2 separate regions of the Homo sapiens genome follow, and region 1 is linked to region 2. Evidence: chromatin loops called from intact Hi-C (ENCODE). Cell type or tissue: dorsolateral prefrontal cortex. All regions are shown on one strand. Each heading gives the region's core, and the rest is flanking DNA. Links, peaks and the distances in the headings are about the cores only. Region 1 overlaps ASTN2 (astrotactin 2). Region 2 overlaps ASTN2 (astrotactin 2).

Region 1 (11,579 bases), core at 2,237-10,236, 330 kb after region 2:
TTCCAATATATTGTACATGGAGAATGGAGGCCGATGCTGTGGTTTGGACATAGTGCCATCCTTCTAAAATGTTTTTTAAATGTCTAAATGCATGTTTTGTTCAGATGAAATTGAAGCTCCAATGTTACAGGCAGCTAAGAGTGGAGCACCTCTGTAACAGAAATCCAGAGCAACTCATACTCCCCTGATCTATCATGGAGGCCAGCTATAGAAACCAGTGCCCTAATGAAAAGACAATTTTATCAATATCTCTGTGCCGCCTGCAAGAAACTTCAGAATGACCTTGGACAAATCTCTTCCCCTCTTTGGCACCAAAGGTGGCTATTCACAAACATATCTATTCCACATTCCCATAAGCATTCCAGCAAACTGTTTGTCATGGCCACCTTTGAGGAATGTGTTTGGGTGGAGGAGAGACTTTCAGGTTTTCCTTTACAATATCTCCGAATTGCATTAATGTGTTACAACAACCTTGTATTCTTTCTGTTAATATTTTTTGAGATGGAGTCTTGCTCTGCCACCCAAGCTGGAATGCAGTGGCACGATCTTGGCTCACTGCAGCCTCCGCCTCCCGGGTTCAAGCAATTCTCCTACCTCAGCCTCCCGAGTAGCTGGGACTACAGACATGCGCTGCCACATCCAGCTAATTTTTTGTATTTTTAGTAGAGATGGGGTTTCACCACATTGGCCAGGATGGTCTTGATCTCCTGAACACCTTGTGATCTGCCCACCTCGGCCTCCCAAAGTGCTGGGATTACAGGCGTGAGCCACCGCGCCTGACCCAAAATGTAAAATTGAGGTTGGAAATACAATAAACACACGTGTACTCTCTGCTGGAGTTACAGATATTAAAGAGAAATGATGTTTAACTTAGAAAGCTTACATACTAACAAGAAAGGCCGACATGCAATCAACAATATTTCTATGAAAATACTGACTGCACTGAATATACGAAATGCTTGGGAAATAACTGTTTTGGGGGGAGCCAGGAAAGTCATCTTAGAAGGAGTGAGGGAATATTCACGCTGGATCTTAAAAGATGGTAGTTATGAGGCAGAAAAGATATTTTTAAAATATATAATATTAAAGATAATCTGACATTTAAGTGAGCAAAATTTGAATTTTAGAGGACTATCTTCGTCTCTGTGCTTGGGTCGATCAACATTTTCCAAGTATTGAACCAGAGATGAATTTAGACGGCACATGAGTGTTTTAACTTCGATAGAGACATACTTACTTTTGCAGGCTATCTTCCATTTACTGAAAGTTATTTTGGTGTTTCATTCATGACAGTGATACAAAGTTTCCTTTTTAAAATAAATACAGCTAATCCCATTACTACTGACCTTATGCAATAAGGGTCTATGAGCACCCTGCTTTTCTATACCACTAGAGATCCAGCACAGGGTCTGGGATGGAAGGACCACTGAAGAATTACTAAAAGGTCTTAACACCAGGCAGAGATGCCAAGGTTTTCGGGTTGAATTGGTTTAGATTAGGAAATGGGAATAAAATTCATCCCCTATGCTAATCCCAATTGACTGGAAGTGATTGATGAGGCATTGCATTGAGAAAGAATCTCAGGCTATCATTAAATGATTGATTAGCAATGTCTGTCATGAATACAGAAGTGGACAGTGGCAGTATGGCCAAACATAATTTCCACTGATTATTCATTTATTCATTCAACAAATATTTATTGAGTATCTACTATATGATGGACACATCTGTAGGCACATGGGATTCTGCAGCAAACCAGACTGGATGATTTCTCCTCTCTCTTGGAGTAGCCTATGCAGCCCAATCTTCCCCTGCTTTCCTGAAAGAGACTTGGCTCTTACAATATTAATCTTCCCTGAGGTCAAAAAAGGACTGCCATTTATTTAAGGTCACACAACAAATCAATGGCAGAAACAGGACTAGACTCCAGGCACTACCTCCAAATTCAACACAGTTGTGTACTTACCAGACTTGAAAAACCTGTTTGGTTTTCCTAGCTCTGTAGCTGCCCTTTCTCAGCCATCAGTCTTTCCACCTGCTGTCCTTTTGTGGGGAGGACAGAACGTCTGTTCCCTCCTGGAAGCAGGGAGGCAAGTGAGTGGGGGCGATTCCCTAGAGGCTTCTGTGGTTTGGAGAGATGGATTAAAGAGGTCAGGACAATAAAAGAGAGAGAGAAAAGAGGGGAGGGAGGGACAGTAGGAACCCTGCCATTGGCAGACCAGTAATTGGTTACTTTGGGCAGTCCCCCTCCCTGGGGAAGGCTAGAGAGAAAGTAATTGAAGAAGATTCCCTGATAAATTAGTGCAAGACTGGGCTTGAAAACTCTAGTCGCACCTGGGTTCAGAGCTGAGTGTTTGATCTTCAGAGGCCCCAGAAAGGATAGAGAAGGAAAGGAGAAAGCTTTAACTGTAACTCCAGCCTCAGAAGTTCCCAGAGGGAACCCTTCTCTCCCTCCTGGGCTCCTAGGATCACTTAGTTTAATCTCATCACATTAGAGATGAGGGAAAGCCTGAAAAGAGGAAGAGACTTGACCACAGACACCCAGCAGAACTGGGACCAAAACCCACGATTCCTAGTTCTAGTCCTCTCCACCATATTACACTGCCTCTGGGTTCCATGAGATCTTTAACCACATGACTTGCTTCGAGTGATCCTAAGCTCTCTCCAGCTGCAAAAGAGGTAGGGAGGGGGCTGGTATTAGGGATTAAGGTACAGGCTTATTTACTTTTGTTTATTTAACGAGCACATAGGTAGCATGTACTAAGTGCCGGGTACTGCTGAACATACTTTATAAACTTTAGCTCCTGGAATCCTCCTCCTAATAAAAAACAGAACAACCTGATGAGGTAGTGATCCATCAGAAGTGGTGTTCACAAACTATCACCCTGATTTCTGCCCATTTTGTCAGGAAATATCTACTCAGAACCTACTATGTGATGTTCCTCAGCTACGTAGCTGAGGGAGCAAAATGATGAACAAGACACACTCCCTGCCTCCAAATACCTGTCAGGTAAAGGCTTTTAAAAATAATTGAGATAGCTGAGAGTGTGGTGTATAAGGGTGCTACTTTGGTCCGGGAAGACTACTTGGAGGAGGTAATATTTGAGTTTTGTGAGCAAGGGAGGAAATGGTAGAAGGCAACTCAGAGAAAAAGGCAAATTATTTAGGATTTTGCAGACACTGAAAAAGAATGAGGATTTTATCCTAAAAACAATGAGAAACAATTGCAGGTCGTAAACAGGGGAGTGGCAAAATATAATTTATTTTTTGGAAGACATCACTCTGGCTACTGTGTAGAGCAGAGGTTGGCAAACGTTTTCTGTAAAGGGCCAGTTAATAAATATTTTAAGCTTTGCAGGCTAGACACTCTCTATTGCCACTGCTTGACTTTGTCATTATAGACCATAAGCAGCCACAGGCAACACATAAACAAAGGAGTGTGGCTGTGTTCCAGTACATTTTTATTTATAGGTACTGACATCTGAATTTCATATGATTGTCACATGTCAACAAATATTATTCTTCTCTTGACTTTTTGTCAACTATTTTTAAAAAGTTAATAGTCTTATGAGCTGAACAAACAAACAAACAAACAAGCAATTGTTTAGATTTGGCCCATGGGCTATATATAGTATGGCATAAAGAAAGGACAGAGAAGGGAGAGGCAGCAGGAAGACCGGTTAGGAGGCTGATATGGGAAAGGATGGCAGCTTGGATGAAGGTGATGCCAGTGGAAACTATGAAAAGTTAATTCTGAAAATCTTTTCCTGTTGTTGTTTTTTTGAGACAGAGTCTTGTTCTGTCACCCAGGCTGGAGTGCAGTGGCACGATTTCAGCTCACTGCAATCTCCACCTCCCAGGTTCAAGAGATTCTCCTGCCCCGGCCTCCTCTGTAGCTGGGATTACAGGCACCTGCCACCACACCTGGATAATTTTTGTGTTTTTAGTAGAGATGGGGTTTCACCATGTTGGCCAGGCTGGTCTCAAACTCCTGACCTAAAGTGATCTGCCTGCCTCCGCCTCCAAAGAGCTGGGATTACAGGCGTGAGCCACTGCACCCTGCCTGAAAATCATTTAAGAAGCAAAACCATCAGGGTTAGCTGACTGAAAGGATGAGAGGCAAGGAAAACGATGAAGAATGACTGCTTAGCTTGAAAAACTAGGCTAATAGTTTGATTTCCTGAGATGGGAAGATGTGGGTAGAGCAGGTTTAGGGGGCAAATCACACATCAATAGTGTGATCCCAGACAAGAAGGAGAGAAACACAGGTTTCCTACGGGCTTCTGAATAAAATAAAGGACGCTCAGTTCACTTTGAATTTCAGATAGTCAGCGAGACATTTTTAGTATAAGTATGTCCAAAATACTGCATGGAACATACTTATACTAAACAAGTATTCATTATTTATCTGAAATTTAAATTTAAGTTGGCATCATGTATTTTTATTTGCTAAACAGAGCAACCCTACATGGAGTGGGGTGGGGTGGTGGTGGTGGTGTGATGGAGGGTATATAGGTCTCCAGGAAAAGAAAACCTAAGCCCAAGAGGAGAAAGAGAAGGCTCCTTAGAGATGACACCCCTTAGAGCAGATGCTAGAGCTAAGTCTAGGAGCTGGCCAGGTGAACGAGGAATACAAAAACAATCTAAACAGAGAGAAGAGAATAAGCATGTTACCCTCAGACATTTGCAAGTAATTAATGAGGCTAGAGCCTCGAGGGAGGAAAGGAACATTGGAGGATGAGGCTGAAGAGCTTCTAACAGGGCTTCACTTCACAGAGGTTTTCTAGGTAAAGGCCAGGGTGTCAATACACTTGCTGAAGTTCAGATTCCCAGGCCTCTCCCCAGGAGCCTCAGCAGGTCTGGCCTTGAGAGCCTGAGGTCTACCGTGATTCTGATGATCAGCTAACTTGAGGAAAGCCTGGGTTAAATAATCTGGGAACTCTTCCACCTACAAATCCTGGGAGCCAAACAAGTTGCTGCTGGCTGTAAAAGTCTTGAAAAGAGTAATTCAGATAATCAGAGGAAAGGAAGCATTGAATAAGTGTGCAGCCTCCCATGGGGACCCTCTAGAATGGAGCTCTGTCCATTTGGAGGACAATAGGGAATCCAGAATGTTTGTCAAAGGACCAGTCCTGCTCCTGAATAGTCACCCTGTCTGGCACCTGGCTCTAATTTGGTGCTATCTCCCAGCTCTGTGCAAGTAGACCAGACGTCTTCCTGTGCCTTCCCCCGATGCCCCACCCCCTTCCCTCCTCCGCCCTCAGCCACCACTGAAATGATTCCCCCAAATGCAGCTATTACTGTGACTGGAAATCTCTTTACTGCTGATTCTGCTAATGGAAATGTTCCTTCCCTTTTCGGCTGCTTGCAAAGCCACTCGTGACTTCCCTGGGTGCATGAGAGCAAGGCTTTGTCAGCCAGCCACCACCAGAAGGGAGAGGATTCTGCCCCGCCTGCTCCCACAACACCCACCTGCCTTAGACTCAGTCTCTAAGAGCTCTTCTGTCCCAACTGTCCTCAAACAACCCCGGAATTCCCTGCTTCCCCCAGCTTCCCCCAGCTCCAAGAGAATGAGCAGACATCAATGGTCAATTTCATCCTTTTTTGCCTTGCTGGGGAGGAGGGGAGGTGGAGAGAGGAGGCATAAGAGGAGCATGAGGGAGTGGAAAGAGGGGGAGGGGAAAGGAAATTTACATTCATTATTGATTCATACCTCCACCTCCTTCCAAAAAAAGGATTCCAGGTGGCGAAGAGGCACAGAGCCCAAGCTGTGTGCCAGATGCTGCGCTAGGTGCTTTGCACACACTATCTCCATAAGGATCACACAGCTTAGTGTAAGTAAAAAGTTAGCACAGTGCCCAGTGCTGACTAAAATGTGGTTATGGAGGGCTCTCCAAAATTAAGTGACTATTATGTTTTCTTCATGTTATTGATGGGTAAGCAGAGGCTCAGAGAAGTGGCATACATAAATCTAAAGCTAGGAATTAGCACATCTGGGATTTGATCCCAGGGCTTTTGGTCCTCAGACCTAGCAAAAGTCTCACTCTAGCACACTGCCACCATCAGAGGACCTGAGCTAGAGACTTGGTTGTGCTGTGGATTAGCTGCAGGACCTTGGAAAATGTATTTGTCTTCGCTACATAGATGAAGGAGTTGGGTTGGATCTCAAAGGCATCATTTTACCTCATTCTAATAATCTAGAAGGATACACTATATATTTGGATTTATATAGCATTATAATATATTACGTATGTGTGTGTATGTATGTATAATATAGATCCCACATTCAAGGAGGAAACACGAAAACTGCACAATGATGCTAAGGAGTACTGAGTGGAAAAATTTGACAAGGTTGAGCAGGAGTGAGAAGCAAGTTCACCTAGCCAGATAGCGGCTACATCTCAGACTCCAGACACCCTGATCATTTCCCAAAAAAGGACATAGAGCTTATACAAATTTCTCAGAGGACAAGATCACTGATCCCCTAGTAAACACTTGGCAGAGCATGAGGTGACAACTCTCTAAGAGTTGGGAGGAAGGAAGAAAAGGGGGAAAAAAAAGAAGGAAAGGGGATGGGGAAGAAAGGAGGGAAGGTGGAAAGAATAGAGGGAGGGAAGGAGAGAGGAAACCAAGAAGGCACAGAAACATAGGAGTTTGCTTGTCAAGTGGGTCCAGGAGTAACAAGAGGCATCTGGAGAGTATGAGACAAGGCCTAGATGCTGTCTTGGCAAAGCAGCAAGGAGCAAGCAAAGGGGCCTGGGGAGCTGCTAAGTCAGCTCCTGGCAGCACAGAACAAGGTGCTCAGTCCCTTGGGCCTGTGAGGCTGTCACACCTGAAGTTCCTATATAAGAAACGCCTGCAGCTTCTTGGTCATGAGAAGAGGATGACATAAGAAGTAAAAAAGTCTAGAGATGAAAAGTTGAGAGCATCTCTTGTTCTATGCAGCATGCAAGGCAGACAGAACATAGACTATGGAACCAGGCAGACCTGGATTTGGACTGAGCTTAGCTGTATAATAGCTGTGTGATCTTGGGTAGGTTCCTTCACTCCTCTGAGCCTCAGAACTCACCCTATAACATGGGATGAGCTACATCTGTCCTTCAGCACTGTAGAAAGAATAGATAACAAATGTACCATCATGGCACCTGGGACATAGTACATGTTACATAAAATGGTCACGGTTTTCATAGCCTATCCTATGTAGGATGATAAAGTCCAGTTACATTACAACTCTGGAATTCCAACTCCTCCTGTCCCCAGTTTCCCAGCTGCCCTTCCCTAAGATGGAAGGAAAACACATAGGGGTCAGTAGATCTGGGATCTGGCATCTGCTTTACCACAGGCTTGGTGACCTTGATTTCCCCATCTTTATATAGAAGTGTTTCAGTTAGATAATGTCCTAAATTTTTCCATTTCTGATATTTGATAATCCTGGAACCATGGTGTATCATTTCCCTGAAACTTGTATTGTCTCTTCGTTTGCTACAATGCAAAGTTTCTAATCATTTACCTGGTTTCCAAGCTGCTCAAGACAGAGTCTTCTCCAAACACAATGATCTTTCCTCTAATCACATTGTTCTCATTAGCCATCCTGCAATCACCCCAAAATAATCAGGAGACAGGAGAAGGTAGCAGCAATGGCTATGGGTGCTTAGAAGAGGGAAGGCTCTGTGGGATGGATAGTGTTTAGGCTCACTCTTAACAGGGTAGTGCAAATTCAGCCCATCTCAAGTTTTGTCTACTGTGGATTCTGGGATGACACTTAGCAAACACAGAGTTCTAGTTCTCTAAGATCTCCTGTACACCTACAATGTGCCAAGTAAAGGGTGAGTCACCACAGCCCCAGAGATGAAGGAGGTACATTAGCTGCTCACAGGGTACATAGGCAAACAGCGTGAGACACATGAGGAAACACACAGCGTAAATTCTGGTCTCACTCTGCTCCAAGCCACCATTACTTTTCATCAGTAGAGACTCCTTCAGGCTTTCCTGCACCCATCGTTGGTCCTGTACAGAGCAGCGTAGGGAATTCTTTTGAAACATAAGTCAGACCTTGGCACTGTTTTGCTTAAAATTCTACAGAGCTCTTGATTTCACTCAGAGTCAAAGCCCAAATCCTGACAGTAGTCTGTACAGCCCTACATGACTGTTCTTTTCTTCTCTGACGTCTTGTCCTGCCACCCCCCTCCTCCACCACCACTTGTTCACTGCATTCCAGCCACACCGACCTTCATGCTGTCCCTTGAAAGGTCCAGGTGTGCTCCTAAGCTAGATAATCAGCTAGGATTATCTAGCTAGGAGCTGTTCTCCGCCTGGAATGTGCTTTTCCTAGATGCTGCTTGGCTAACTCCTTCCCCTTCTTTTAGCCTTTGTTCCAATCTCACATTCTCAATAAGCTCTTCTCATTCTATCCTATTTAATATTAAAACCCGTCTCCTTATCTCAGAACTCTCGATTCTCTTTTCCCTTAGTTTTTTCCCTTTTCCATAGAATTTTTCATCTTCTCACATACTACATAACTTATTTACTTATTATGTCTGTTGTCATTGTCCCCTAACACACACACACACACACACACACACACACACACACACACACAACACAGAGGGATAAAAGCTCTCTGAATGCAGAGATCTTTGTCTTTTGTTCTCTGATGTATCCTAGGCACATAGAACAGTGACTCTCACATCACTGGTGCTCAGTGATTCAAAGGGCCTGGCTATGATTATAGCAGTCTTTATTGATAGTGGGCACCAAGGCTCAGAGTGTTCAACTCTGGTGCAGAGGGGTCAGAAAAGGCTTCAAAAATAAGTTGACACCTGAATTCGGTCTTGAAAAGCAAGAAGGAATTTCCCCAGGGGATGGTGAGGTAGAGGTGCCAAATAAGAAGGAAGGGTTCTTAGTAAAGGACAATCTGGCAGAGTGTGATCAGGGACCTTGTACTACTACAATAGGGAGAGGGAAATTCAACACCTTCAGAACAATGGGGAAGCAGTGAAGTGCTTTACAAGAGGATGGCCATTATCAGATTTGGGCTTTTAATAAAATCACTTTGTCTGCAAGTACGGAGGATGGATTAGAGGGGATAAGACTAGAGGTAGACAGATCAGTGCGTTGACTGTTGTAATTGTAGTAGAGAGAAGTGTTGAGGCCTGACCTTGACAGTGACTGCAGTGCTGGGGATGAAGAAGTAGTTTCCCTTCATAGTTTGTAACCTACAACATGCTTGTCAAATTTCAACTCACAGACTTGGATGCTTACATATTCCAGTATGCTAGTAAGAAAGCTACACATATTTCAGTTTTGAATCTTGCATTGTGTAGTCATCACCCACTCCTTTTCCATTCAAAAGGGAGTTCTTTTGGGGGGCTATTGTCCAAAAGAGCTATAGTCAGTAGAGAAAAGCCAGTGAAAGGAGAGAACAAGTGCTAGAAAATAGAACAACTCTCATTGAGCATTGCTGCCTGCCTCTTTCTGGGGGCAGAGAGGCTGTCTGCTCCATTGCAAGGAAAGAAAAACCAGCTCTCTCTCTCTCACTATAGTTAATCTTTTGTTGCCACTAGCTGGTCAGTATGAGAACGTGGGAGAGTATCAGCTCTGGAAAGGAAGCCTCCTCTAATGCTGCTCCACCCCAAGGTTAAACCCGACTCTTTTTTTCCTTTCCTGAAAAGAGCAGATTTCCTCCACCCACCCCCAAAGGCAGCTAGGGTGAGAGGCAGTGAGGCTTCCTTCTGCCCCAGAACAAAACCCATCAGCCCAGGTGCTTAGGATAGATTGGAGCCAATCAGTTGGATACTCAGGCAGGAAAACCAATTCAATTTCCCTAAGGAGATTTTTCCTTGTAGATTTTTTTTTTTTGGCAGGGGGAGAGGAAAGAGTGTCCCCCTTTATGATGCTGAACTAACTTGTAGAATCTGTGATATGTTTAAACCCAATGCCTTCTGTGAGAGGCCCAGCAATGTGATAGAAAGAGGCAGTGTGGGCTTCAAGACAATTGGGCTTAAATTTGGACTGTAGGGTAGGTTTCTTCCCTTATCTAGGCCTCAGTGTTACCATATAAAATAGAGGGGTTGAATTCAATGCCTTGTGAGTCTGTGATGCTGGGAGCCCATCAAAGTCGACGGTTGTGGTGACAGTTTTCCAGACTTCATTCAAGAGGTCGCTGTCAGTCTATCCTCCTCTCCCCACATCACACATATTCACAATGGCCTATGGCAAACAAGGCTTAGTGTATAACAAAGCAAGGAGGTGAGAAGCAGGAGGCCTTGCCAGCCAAAGGCCTAGTCAATCCTCCTGCTGCACCTGCTACAAATTAAAATCACAGAGTAATTTTGCAGACTGAGGTCCCAGTTCAGGAAAATGATCAAGCCATGGGTCATGCCAAAGCTTGCAGATCTGCCTAGGTTGGTATCACTGACCCCCCAAGAAACAGCAAATCTGGTCCACCTTGACCAAATCTAAGCCTTGCTAATGGTTGAAATGAGCTCTCCCCTCTCTCTGCCCTACACTGTCTCAATAACATAGTACTTTCTGAAGGAAGACAACGTATTTCACTCTGCCCTGAGCATTAAATAAATTTCATCGGCTTTGAGATGGAAAGAAGTGGGGTAGGGTATGGAGTGAGGGAAGTGAGTGGAAAAGAGTAGAAGAATTAGATCAGAGGCCACTAAACACCACCTCCCCCAAGACCCTTGTTTATAATGTCCCAGAAACCTAGACCATCACACCAAGATGGGAACTTGAAGTTTGACTGCTAACCAAATATCTCAATTAGCAGTAAAGGACTTGGTGACCAAATGAAGAAATAACATACATTGTTTTAATCCTATCTTTCTCTCAAGAAATCAAATTTTCTTGCTTCTCCATCCCAGAATCTTTCTCTCACACATAAGAAAAAAAAGTGGAATTGATGCTAATGAACATTCTGTGGTCAGAAACCCCTAGAGAAGACACAGCTCATGACTATTTATAAGGATTTTTTCCTCCCTCCAAAAAAATTACCATCTGCTTTGATTCAGCAAAAGGAGGTAAAAGCAAAATTGAGTAAGCACTCATTGTCCACCTTTAGAACCAAACCAGAAAGCAATAAGGGTATACAACGGTCTGCAAGGAAGTGGGTCCATTCTTCGAATGTCTGCCAAACGGAGGTCCAGTCTGTGCTTGAATACCTACAAGGTGGATTGTATTACCGTTAGGGGTCAGCATACTGGGTTGTTGGACAGCTCCAGGGGACACAGCCTCCTGTAGGGCTCAGCTCTATCCTCTCAGATCTTTCAAGACATTCGTTAGAATCAGACACCCTCCCCTTCTCCAACAGAAAACATACTCTTAATTTGTGTAGACTTTTCTTTAGGGACAGGGTCTCCCCCTGCCACACAGGCTGGAGTGCTGTGGTATGGGCACAGCTCACTGAAGCCTCAAACTCCTGGGCATAAGTGATCCTCCTGCTTCAGCCTCCCAAGTAGCCACCACACTCAGCTCATTGTTGACATTTAAAGGAAGCTTCTCCAGCCCTCTGTGGCTAAACTCCCTTCTCCCAACCATTCTTCTGGCCAGGTTCCTGGCACCTCACTCCTTCA
Region 2 (11,579 bases), core at 2,311-10,310:
GCCCTTTGTCAGATGAGTAGGTTGCGAAAATTTTCTCCCATTTTGTAGGTTGCCTGTTCACTCTGATGGTAGTTTCTTTTGCTGTGCAGAAGCTCTTTAGTTTAATTAGATCCCATTTGTCAATTTTGTCTTTTGTTGCCATTGCTTTTGGTGTTTTAGACATGAAGTCCTTGCCCATGCCTATGTCCTGAATGGTAATGCCTAGGTTTTCTTCTAGGGTTTTTATGGTTTTAGGTCTAACGTTTAAATCTTTAATCCATCTTGAATTGATTTTTGTATAAGGTGTAAGGAAGGGATCCAGTTTCAGCTTTCTACATATGGCTAGCCAGTTTTCCCAGCACCATTTATTAAATAGGGAATCCTTTCCCCATTTCTTGTTTTTCTCAGGTTTGTCAAAGATCAGACAGTTGTAGGTATGCGGCATTATTTCTGAGGGCTCTGTTCTGTTCCATTGATCTATATCTCTGTTTTGGTACCAGTACCATGCTGTTTTGGTTACTGTAGCCTTGTAGTATAGTTTGAAGTCAGGTAGTGTGATGCCTCCAGCTTTGTTCTTTTGGCTTAGGATTGACTTGGCGATGCGGGCTCTTTTTTGGTTCCATATGAACTTTAAAGTAGTTTTTTCCAATTCTGTGAAGAAAGGCATTGGTAGCTTGATGGGGATGGCATTGAATCTGTAAATTACCTTGGGCAGTATGGCCATTTTCATGATGTTGATTCTTCCTACTCATGAGCATGGAATGTTCTTCCATTTGTTTGTATCCTCTTTTATTTCCTTGAGCAGTGGTTTGTAGTTCTCCTTGAAGAGGTCCTTCACATCCCTTGTAAGTTGGATTCCTAGGTATTTTATTCTCTTTGAAGCAATTGTGAATGGGAGTTCACTCATGATTTGGCTCTCTGTTTGTCTGTTGTTGGTGTATAAGAATGCTTGTGATTTTTGTACATTGATTTTGTATGCTGAGACTTTGCTGAAGTTGCTTATCAGCTTAAGGAGATTTTGGGCTGAGACAGTGGGGTTTTCTAGATATACAATCATGTCGTCTGCAAACAGGGACAATTTGACTTCCTCTTTTCCTAATTGAAGACCCTTTATTTCCTTCTCCTGCCTAATTGCCCTGGCCAGAACTTCCAACACTATGTTGAATAGGAGTGGTGAGAGAGGGCATCCCTGTCTTGTGCCAGTTTTCAAAGGGAATGCTTCCAGTTTTTGCCCATTCAGTATGATATTGGCTGTGGGTTTGTCATAGATAGCTCTTATTATTTTGAAATACGTCCCATCAATACCTAATTTATTGAGAGTTTTTCGCATGAAGGGTTGTTGAATTTTGTCAAAGGCTTTTTCTGCATCTATTGAGATAATCATGTGGTTTTTGTCTTTGGCTCTGTTTATATGCTGGATTACATTTATTGATTTGCATATATTGAACCAGCCTTGCATCCCAGGGATGAAGCCCACTTGATCATGGTGGATAAGCTTTTTGATGTGCTGCTGGATTCGGTTTGCCAGTATTTTATTGAGGATTTTTGCATCAATGTTCATCAAGGATATTGGTCGAAAATTCTCTTTTTTGGTTGTGCCTCTGCCTGGCTTTGGTATCAGAATGATGCTGGCCTCATAAAATGCGTTAGGGAGGATTCCCTCTTTTTCTATTGATTGGAATAGTTTCAGAAGGAATGGTACCAGTTCCTCCTTGTACCTCTGGTAGAATTCGGCTGTGAATCCATCTGGTCCTGGACTCTTTTTGGTTGGTAAAGTATTGATTATTGCCACAATTTCAGCTCCTGTTATTGGTCTATTCAGAGATTCAACTTCTTCCTGGTTTAGTCTTGGGAGAGTGTATGTGTCGAGGAATTTATCCATTTCTTCTAGATTTTCTAGTTTATTTGCGTACAGGTGTTTGTAGTATTCTCTGATGGTAGTTTGTATTTCTGTGGGATCGGTGGTGATATCCCCTTTATCATTTCTTATTGTGTCTATTTGATTCTTCTCTCTTTTTTTCTTTATTAGTCTTGCTAGCGGTCTATCAATTTTGTTGATCCTTTCAAAAAACCAGCTCCTGGATTCATTGATTTTTTGAAGGGTTTTTTGTGTCTCTATTTCCTTGAGTTCTGCTCTGATTTTAGTTATTTCTTGCCTTCTGCTAGCTTTTGAATGTGTTTGCTCTTGCTTTTCTAGTTCTTTTAATTGTGATGTTAGGGTGTCAATTTTGGATCTTTCCTGCTTTCTCTTGTGGGCATTTAGTGCTATAAATTTCCCTCTACACACTGCTTTGAATGCGTCCCAGAGATTCTGGTATGTTGTGTCTTTGTTCTCGTTGGTTTCAAAGAACATCTTTATTTCTGCCTTCATTTCGTTATGTACCCAGTAGTCACTCAGGAGCAGGTTGTTCAGTTTCCATGTAGTTGAGCGGCTTTGAGTGAGATTCTTAATCCTGAGTTCTAGTTTGATTGCCCTGTGGTCTGAGAGATAGTTTGTTATAATTTCTGTTCTTTTACATTTGCTGAGGAGAGCTTTACTTCCAAGTATGTGATCAATTTTGGAATAGGTGTGGTGTGGTGCTGAAAAAAATGTATATTCTGTTGATTTGGGGTGGAGAGTTCTGTAGATGTCTATTAGGTCCGCTTGGTGCAGAGATGAGTTCAATTCCTGGGTATCCTTGTTGACTTTCTGTCTCGTTGATCTGTCTAATGTTGACAGTGGGGTGTTAAAGTCTCCCATTATTATTGTGTGGGAGTCTAAGTCTCTTTGTAGGTCACTCAGGACTTGCTTTATGAATCTGGGTGCTCCTGTATTGGGTGCATATATATTTAGGATAGTTAGCTCTTCTTGTTGAATTGATCCCTTTACCATTATGTAATGGCCTTCTTTGTCTCTTTTGATCTTTGTTGGTTTAAAGTCTGTTTTATCAGAGACTAGGATTGCAACCCCTGCCTTTTTTTGTTTTCCATTTGCTTGGTAGATCTTCCTCCATCCTTTTATTTTGAGCCTATGTGTGTCTCTGCATGTGAGATGGGTTTCCTGAATACAGCACACTGATGGGTCTTGACTCTTTATCCAATTTGCCAGTCTGTGTCTTTTAATTGGAGAATTTAGTCCATTTACACTTAAAGTTAATATTGTTATGTGTGAGTTTGATCCTGTCATTATGATGTTAGCTGGTGATTTTGCTCGTTAGTTGATGCAGTTTCTTCCTAGTCTCGATGGTCTTTACATTTTGGCATGATTTTGCAGCGGCTGGTACCGGTTGTTCCTTTCCGTGTTTAGTGCTTCCTTCAGGAGCTCTTTTAGGGCAGGTCTGGTGGTGACAAAATCTCTCAGCATTTGCTTGTCTGTAAAGTATTTTATTTCTCCTTCACTTATGAAGCTTAGCTTGGCTGGATATGAAATTCTGGGTTGAAAATTCTTTTCTTTAAGAATGTTGAATATTGGCCCCCACTCTCTTCTGGCTTGTAGGGTTTCTGCCGAGAGATCCGCTGTTAGTCTGATGGGCTTCCCTTTGAGGGTAACCCGACCTTTCTCTCTGGCTGCCCTTAACATTTTTTCCTTCATTTCAACTTTGGTGAATCTGACAATTATGTGTCTTGGAGTTGCTCTTCTCGAGGAGTATCTTTGTGGCGTTCTCTGTATTTCCTGAATCTGAACGATGGCCTGCCTTGCTAGATTGGGGAAGTTCTCCTGGATAATATCCTGCAGAGTGTTTTCCAACTTGGTTCCATTCTCCCCATCACTTTCAGGTACACCAATGAGACGTAGATTTGGTCTTTTCACATAGTCCCATATTTCTTGGAGGCTTTGCTCATTTCTTTTTATTCTTTTTTCTCTAAACTTCCCTTCTCACTTCATTTCATTCATTTCATCTTCCATTGCTGACACCCTTTCTTCCAGTTGATCGCATCGGCTCCTGAGGCTTCTGCATTCTTCACGTAGCTCTCGAGCCTTGGTTTTCAGCTCCATCAGCTCCTTTAAGCACTTCTCTGTATTGGTTATTCTAGTTATACATTCTTCTAAATTTTTTTCAAAGTTTTCAACTTCTTTGCCTTTGGTTTGAATGTCCTCCCGTAGCTCAGAGTAATTTGATCATCTGAAGCCTTCTTCTCTCAGCTCGTCAAAGTCATTCTCCATCCAGCTTTGTTCTGTTGCTGGTGAGGAGCTGCGTTCCTTTGGAGGAGGAGAGGCGCTCTGATTTTTAGAGCTTCCAGTTTTTCTGTTCTGTTTTTTTCCCCATCTTTGTGGTTTTATCTACTTTTGGTGTTTGATGATGGTGATGTACAGATGGGTTTTTGGTGTGGATGTCCTTTCTGTTTGTTAGTTTTCCTTCTAATAGACAGGACCCTCAGCTGCAGGTCTGTTGGAATACCCTGCCGTGTGAGGTGTCAGTGTGCCCCTGCTGGGGGGTGCCTCCCAGTTAGGCTGCTCGGGGGTCAGGGGTCAGGGACCCACTTGAAGAGGCAGTCTGCGGGTTCTCAGATCTCCAGCTGCGTGCTGGGAGAACCACTGCTCCCTTCAAAGCTGTCAGACAGGGACATTTAAGTCTGCAGAGGTTACTGCTGTCTTTTTGTTTGTCTGTGCCCTGCCCCCAGAGGTGGAGCCTACAGAGGCAGGCAGGCCTCCTTGAGCTGTGGTGGGCTCCACCCAGTTCGAGCTTCCCAGCTGCTTTGTTTACCTAAGCAAGCCTGGGCAATGGCGGGCGCCCCTCCCCCAGCCTCGCTGCCGCCTTGCAGTTTGATCTCAGACTGCTGTGCTAGCAATCAGCGAGATTCCGTGGGCGTAGGACCCTCTGAGCCAGGTGTGGGATATAGTCTCATGGTGCGCCGTTTCTTAAGCCGGTCTGAAAAGCGCAATACTCGGGTGGGAGTGACCCGATTTTCCAGGTGCGTCCGTCACCCCTTTCTTTGACTCGGAAAGGGAACTCCCTGACCCCTTGCGCTTCCCAGGTGAGGCAATGCCTAGCCCTGCTTCGGCTCGCGCACCGTGCGCGCACCCACTGGCCTGCGCCCACTGTCTGGCACTCCCTAGTGAGATGAACCCGGTACCTCAGATGGAAATGCAGAAATCACCCGTCTTCTGAGTCAGTCACGCTGGGAGCTGAGACCGGAGCTGTTCCTATTCGGCCATCTTGGCTCCTCCCCCACTCCCATTTTACAGATTAAGACATTGAATCCAATTGCACAGGTAGTAAGTCACATTGCAGGACTTGAAATTCATACACTTCAAGTCCATGCTCTTAAACACTACATTATGCAGAATTATGGGGCCTCCTACAAGATACCCCCTAGTCCGTTTGCTGAGTAATAAATTATTCTATCGTTTCCAAGAATGAAGCCTCTTTGGAATAGCACACATCCTTGAATTTATCTTGTTTGGTATTCCAGCTCCTTGGGAGGCCTCTAAATTCATATCTAATACAGACTTCTCTAGTCTCAGCTGGTTTGAGACACTGTGGATCGTAATGCTGAGAGTATGAAAACAAATGCCTTCTGCCCAAACCATCATCTTTCAATTACAAATCACTCTGTCAATTTGCAAGTGTTTTGGATGCGAACATCTTGCAGTCTGGCACTAGTTAGAGCTGAGAAGAAATTGAGAGAGGATACATGGGGAGAGGAAGAGATGAAAAGAAGAATGAATCAAGGATAGAGGAAGGAGAAAGACAATGGAATCGTCAATTTGAACAGATGTTTAGAACTCATCTAAGTCAGGGCCCTTTGTAGCATAGTTCCAGGGGCCCTGATCTCATGGATCTATGAATTGGAATCCAAGGAGTGGAATGGTGGCTCCTGGAGTTGTGAAATATCATGACACAAAGTCCAACTTTATTTATTTATTTATTTTTTTAGCAGTGGGTGAAACTAAGGTATATAGAATTTAAGTGGCTCCTCTAACAAGTGTCAGCAAAGTAATGGCAGAACTAAAACCTTTGACTTCTAATTCAGTGCTCTGTAGCATACAAAGGGTTAGGTATCCAAACATAAAAGAAAACATGGAGGTATGGACAAAGAGTGATTTGCAGGTAAGGCAAAAGAGTTAAGACTTCAAAGAGGAAAAACAAGACGAAGAAGGAATAGAGATGAAGAGAGATCAAGAAGATATCTACAAAAGAGAAAAGGAGGGATGGAGAACAAAAAGACAGGGGCAGAGAATCTGTAAAAAACAGAGAAAGTCAAAGATGATATAGTGCAGCACAAATTCAAACAAAATGAAAGAGAAAGACTGCCGAAATAAAAATGCAGGGTTAGATAACTGGTTAGTCGCTCTCCGATGAAAATATCTAATGCACCCCCCTTGCTGGTATGCATGAGGTCCTGGCCTCTTAATGAGTCCCCAGGCTTCCTATGACCAGGCCTGGCTGACCTCCCCCACAACTCATTCCGCTCAGCTTCCTGCCTCTAGGGGTGTCTTCTGCAGGGACTGTCCTGCTTCTCCACTCCACTCCTGGATATTGCTTGGTTCATTCCACCTAATCCTTTGCAATATCATCTATTTCAGGGAATCTTCCCATCCCCTCTTCCTACTGTCCACCCTCCAGTCCAGGCAGGGTTGTGAGACCCTCTTCTGGATCCCACAACAGCCCACAAACTCCCATTATATTATTTATCACAATGGACGGCTAATCTCTGTTTTAATGTTACCATTTTTCTCCCAACAGACTGTAGATTTCCTAGGGCCAGGAATTAGGTTGGATTCATCTTGTATCTCCAGCAATTACTGCAGGGTGAAAAATATACTGTTACACTCAATGCATGACTGATGAATGAATGAAGGGACAAACCACTCCTTCTCTCAGGAGTGACAAATTATGTCGACAACCACTGGGGGGTGCTCTTGGGTAACTCCAGCAATGGGCCTGGGGGAGCAGGCGGTGGAATTTCTCTGTTACAAACACCTCAGCAAAGCAGAGAAGGCAAAAGTGATACCAAACTGGAGAGATCCTTCTAGACTTCACCAGGTGAGGCTGAGAATGGAACAAAGCCTGCCCTAGTGGATGAAAGAATAAAATGAAAGTCAGAGAAAATGGACTCGAGTCTATGGAACTGGTTAGCTCTGTGGTCTGGGGGAGTCACTCATCACTGAAGGGCAGCAGTTCACTTGATTCACACAAGCCCAGGCGATGGCCATTATTATCCCCGGCCCTCACCTGCCGGGAATAGAAGGATGAATGAGCAAGACAGCGTTCTGTTCTATTGAGGAAAAAAAAAAAGACCTTAATAGTACAGGAATGGGGTTATCTGGGATTCTTATTCTAATTGCCAACATTTATTGCATATTTTCTATGTCAAACATGATTCCGAGCACTAGCAATGCAGGTCTGAGCAAGTCACTGCCCCATGTTGCCCGTTCTCTAGAGGAGGAGGAGGAGGAGGAATAGAGACGTGCAAGACTAACCACAATTTTAAGAAAGGAACGAGGGTTTGATGACAAAAGAGATATAGGTAACATGCCACCACAGTGACATTTGGTCTGAGGGATCAGGGAAAGCTTCAGAAAGGTGGTAACATTTTTCCCAACCAGACCTGCTGGGACATTTAGGTTTTATTAGACAGAGCTGAGTCAACATGATACTCTAGGCTGATGGAACAGCCCAGCATATACTAGCAGGCGAAGATGTGCAGGGTGTGTTTGTGGAAGTGTGAGCAGAAGATGGAATGGAAGTAAAGGCTAGAGAGGTGGATTTGGCTAATATTAACAGCAGGCAGGATGCGCTGTCAGAACAGCAGAAGTGGCAATCGTTGGGGTGGAAGTGGCTGCAGCTACAGGGACCACAGTAGCAGCTGCTTTGATGGTGCAGGGTGCCAAGAACTATACTAAGGGCTGTGTATACAATACCTCTTTCAATCCTAACTATCTACGTATCTATCTATATATTATGTAAATACACATACATATGTATATGCATGCATGTGTATATTTATGTATATGCATAGGAATGTCTATTTTATCAACATGTAGTTTTTATTTCCATTTCCTAAGTGAAGACCATGAGACACAGAGGGGTTAAATAACATATCCAAGGTGAGTAAGCAGCGAAGTCATGATCTACACCGAGGTCTGTAAATTTCCAGAGGCAATGCTTTTAAATGCTATACTACACCTCACCCACTGTCAGGCTAAGAAGTTGAGAATTTATCATGTAGGCCAAGAGGGAGACACCAAAGGTATCTAAGGGAATAACACAATCTAACAAATGTTTTCAGAAGATGACTCTAGGGCCACTCCTGCCCCAACATCCTTGGGCGATCCCTGCCCTCCTATTTTTAATGGAGCCCCTTCTGGGGCAAGAAGGGGTGGACATGGTCCATTTGTAGCAGTCCCCAAATCTCCCAAAGGAGTCCAGGATGAGCCCAGCCCCTCTGACAAATGCTCCAGCCTCCCCTAGCCCCAGGGAGTGATTTATCAGCACAGCGTCAGCGCCTCTGCCCAGCAGCCTGTGATCCAAGGCTGGCGGCCCAGGCTGGGGTTTTTAATTAGCTGAGAGAGGGAAGAGTCAAGCCCTCTCAGATGGAAAGAAAGAGACACACCAAGAAGGCTCATGAATCCTGAACCAAGGACCCATCGACTAGAGTCTGGCAGTGGTGGGCAGATGGAGGGGAAGGGGGAGGGGGAGGAGGAGGAGGGGGCAGGCTGATTGTCTTTTTGGCAATTTCATGGTCTCCCTTGTTTTCTGGTCCAGACACTACAGGGAGAATGGGAATTCAGACTACCTTTCACACAGGAAACCCTGGAGTACACCCTTTTCTAGTGTGACTTTGTGACCAGAAGTCAGAGAGCCTAATATTTAGCTCCATCTTTGCCACTGACCTTCTATATAATTTGAGGTAAAAATTACAACTTAAAAGCTTTCAGGCTTTGGAGTTAGACACAAGCTTAATTCTCTTTTCCATGCTGTTTACTAAAACTGTGACTCAGTCAAGTTGCTTTTCCTCTCTGTGCCTCAGTTTTCTCATCCATCAAGTCAGGACAAGATCTCATATTGTAAGGGCTAAATGAGACAGCACAGGTAAATTACCTGTATTAAGAAGAGAGGTTCCTCCAGTCTCCTGAAGAGACCTTCAGCAGGCATCCCACCATTTAACTCCAGGGTCATTTCAGATCACAAGAATCATACTGAAAGCCTGCTCCATAGGCCCTGGGGATACAGAGCTGAGTGAAGTAGTCTCTGCCCTTGCAGGCTTCACAGTCTGGTTGGAACAGACAATGAGATGGGCAGTTACAGAGAATATGAGAGAGAGCTGTGATTGGGGGTAGTAGTGAATTCCATGCTGGCATAAAGGAAGGGCACCTGCTGAGCTTCGTGGACACCTGGTAAGCACGCTGGAGTGGGGAATAGCTGAACTGATTTTTAAAGAACAAGATGTCACTGTTGAGGGTGAAAAGGCAAGAGAAGATTATCCCAGACAGAGGGGACTGCGTGATTAGAATAAGATGGAGCAGAATGCCTGGCACACTGTAGGTCTTCAAAATAATTTCTGTCGAATAAAGGAAGGAAAGAAGGAAGGAGAAAAAGAGGGGGGGATAGAAGAAGGGAGGGATTCATCTCATTGAAAGTTTGAGGGGCAGAGAGTTGAGATGACACTGGCTAAGTGATTTGAACTTTATTATAATGACAAGGAGAAACCATCAGAAGGTTTCAACAAAAAAGTGATGTTTTCAGACGTGTGTGGTAGAAAGGTCACTTTTGGAAGTTGGGATGAAGAGGACAAGAGTGGGGTGAAGGAGACCAGTTAGGAGGCTGTTACAATAATTCAGGTGAAAATGACACCAACTTGTCTAAGGCAGGGGCAGCGGGGGTGGAGGGAGAGAGCATCTCCTTTAATACAGGATGTAGTCACAGACCACACCTACCTACCTGCCTCATGTGGTCCAGCCCCATCACCATGACAACAGCCTCTTTAACATCCCTGGCCATAAAGAGATAACAACTCTTACATCTGTTCCTGGAGGTCCTGCCTCTATATTTTTTTCCTTTCTTTTTCTTCTTTTTTCCCCTTTGATTGTATCTGATCCAGCCTTACTGGGTAATTGAGTGTTTGAGAGTGAAAAATTATCTCAGCAGCTTGGCCCTTATCTTGACAGTGAAGCAGCACTTTTAATTTAATTTTGTTCAGAGACGCATGGGTAACAAATTTCACTAATCGCCCGGCTGTTGCCCTCTGCATGGTAACGAGCCGTTTGTTACCAGGCAGCCCAGCATAAATACATGTGGGAGAGCAGGCAGGGGAGAGAGACAGAGGTTGGGAGGAAACAAGGGACAGACACAATCAATATGAACCAGGCTTGGGCTCTGCCATCAGGTGGAGAAACAGAGATGGAAGGCCAACTGCATTAGCACAGAGAGGAGTTTTGGCGCGAGACTCAATGGAGCTCCTGTCCTTGTTCTGTCTCCTATCTGGGTGAAGTTCTGAGCAAGTGATTTAAACTTTCCATATTTTAGGGTTCTTATCTGTGAGGTGAGGTGGGGATGTTCACAATCTCTACTTCTCTGGGTTGTTGTAAGAGTTAAATGAGGAGCTATAAAGTAAGTAAGCTATAAGGTAAGTAAGCTATAAAGTAAGTAAGGAGCTGGCCGGGTGCGGTAGCTCATGCTTGTAATCCCAGCACTTTGGGAGGCTGAGGCGGGTAAATCACTTAAGCCCAGGAGTTCAAGACCAGCCTGGGCAACATGGTGAAAGCCCATCTCTACTTAAAATACAAAAATTAGGAAGCCATGGTGGCAAGCACCTGTAATTCCAGCTACTTGGGAGGCTGAGGCAAGAGAATCGCTTGAACCTGGCAGATGGAGGCTGCAGTGAGCTAAGATAGTGCCACTGCACTCCAGCCTGGGTGACAGAGCAAGACTCTGTCTAAATAACAACAACAACAACAAAACAAAAACAGTATCCCTAAAAACAATGTCATGATATTCTTGAGGCTGCTAAGGACCTTAAAGGAAAAAAAACCCTGGCCCTTCATCCAATGTTTGGATTTCTTTCAGAACATCCTCCACAGGTTATTGTTCAAATTTTGCTTGCATTCATCTAATGATGGGGAACTCACTGTGGAAGCAGACAAGAACTCTGACACTCAGAATTGTCTTGCTTATGCTGACCTGTAATATGCACCCTTCAAGTCCCAGCCTATGTTAGCACAGCCCTGCCTTCTTGACTTCTGTAAAGAGTCAATGCGCACCCTCCTTCCCAGGTGAGCTCCTCCCTTAGACTTGTATATAGAAATAATATTGTTTCTCACCACACCCAAGTCTTCTTGTATCCAGCTAAAAATATCCTGTAGAGCATCAGAGCTAGAATAGCCTTTATAAGTCATGTAACACAACATTCCACTTTATATATTAGGAAACTGAGGTCCAAAAAGAGGAAGAAAATTTTAAAAAATAAGTTGTTATTTTTTGAGTGCCCATTATGTTTTCTCCCTGTTTCCAGTTTTCCACCATTATTTCGTCAGGCATCTGTCTCTATATTTTTATCCATTGAAGAGCCATCCTTGATTTATGGTCTTTTGTATCCCAAAGCCATTACTCCAAAGCACCTCAGCCATGGACATATGACTCACACTGCATTATCTTACTTTGGTTAAAAAATAAAAA

The links. A loop is a pair of places that touch in the nucleus more often than their neighbours do. Peaks named below come from ENCODE experiments on the same cell type or tissue, not always from the same donor. Only the 100,000 strongest peaks of a DNase experiment are listed, where the experiment ranks them.
Region 1: it touches region 2 in a loop (8-fold over the local background); 14 of 110 quality-filtered maps call a loop at or near these places.

What each region holds. Positions count from the first base shown.
Region 1 is chr9:117,398,302-117,409,880 of GRCh38, forward strand. All of the region lies in intron 1 of ASTN2 (astrotactin 2), which reads right to left. Among named protein-coding and RNA genes, the nearest start is that of ASTN2, 11 kb to the right of the region's middle. In dorsolateral prefrontal cortex, for the core only: a CTCF peak has its summit at 9,545; a DNase peak (open chromatin) is centred at 5,420; H3K4me3 peaks cover 1,735 bases; H3K27ac peaks cover 6,331 bases.
Region 2 is chr9:117,066,906-117,078,484 of GRCh38, forward strand. All of the region lies in intron 5 of ASTN2 (astrotactin 2), which reads right to left. Among named protein-coding and RNA genes, the nearest start is that of SNORA70C, 110 kb to the right of the region's middle. RefSeq lists enhancers at 4,232-4,824, 4,825-5,417. In dorsolateral prefrontal cortex, for the core only: CTCF peaks have their summits at 6,824 (motif pointing right) and 7,023; a DNase peak (open chromatin) is centred at 6,836.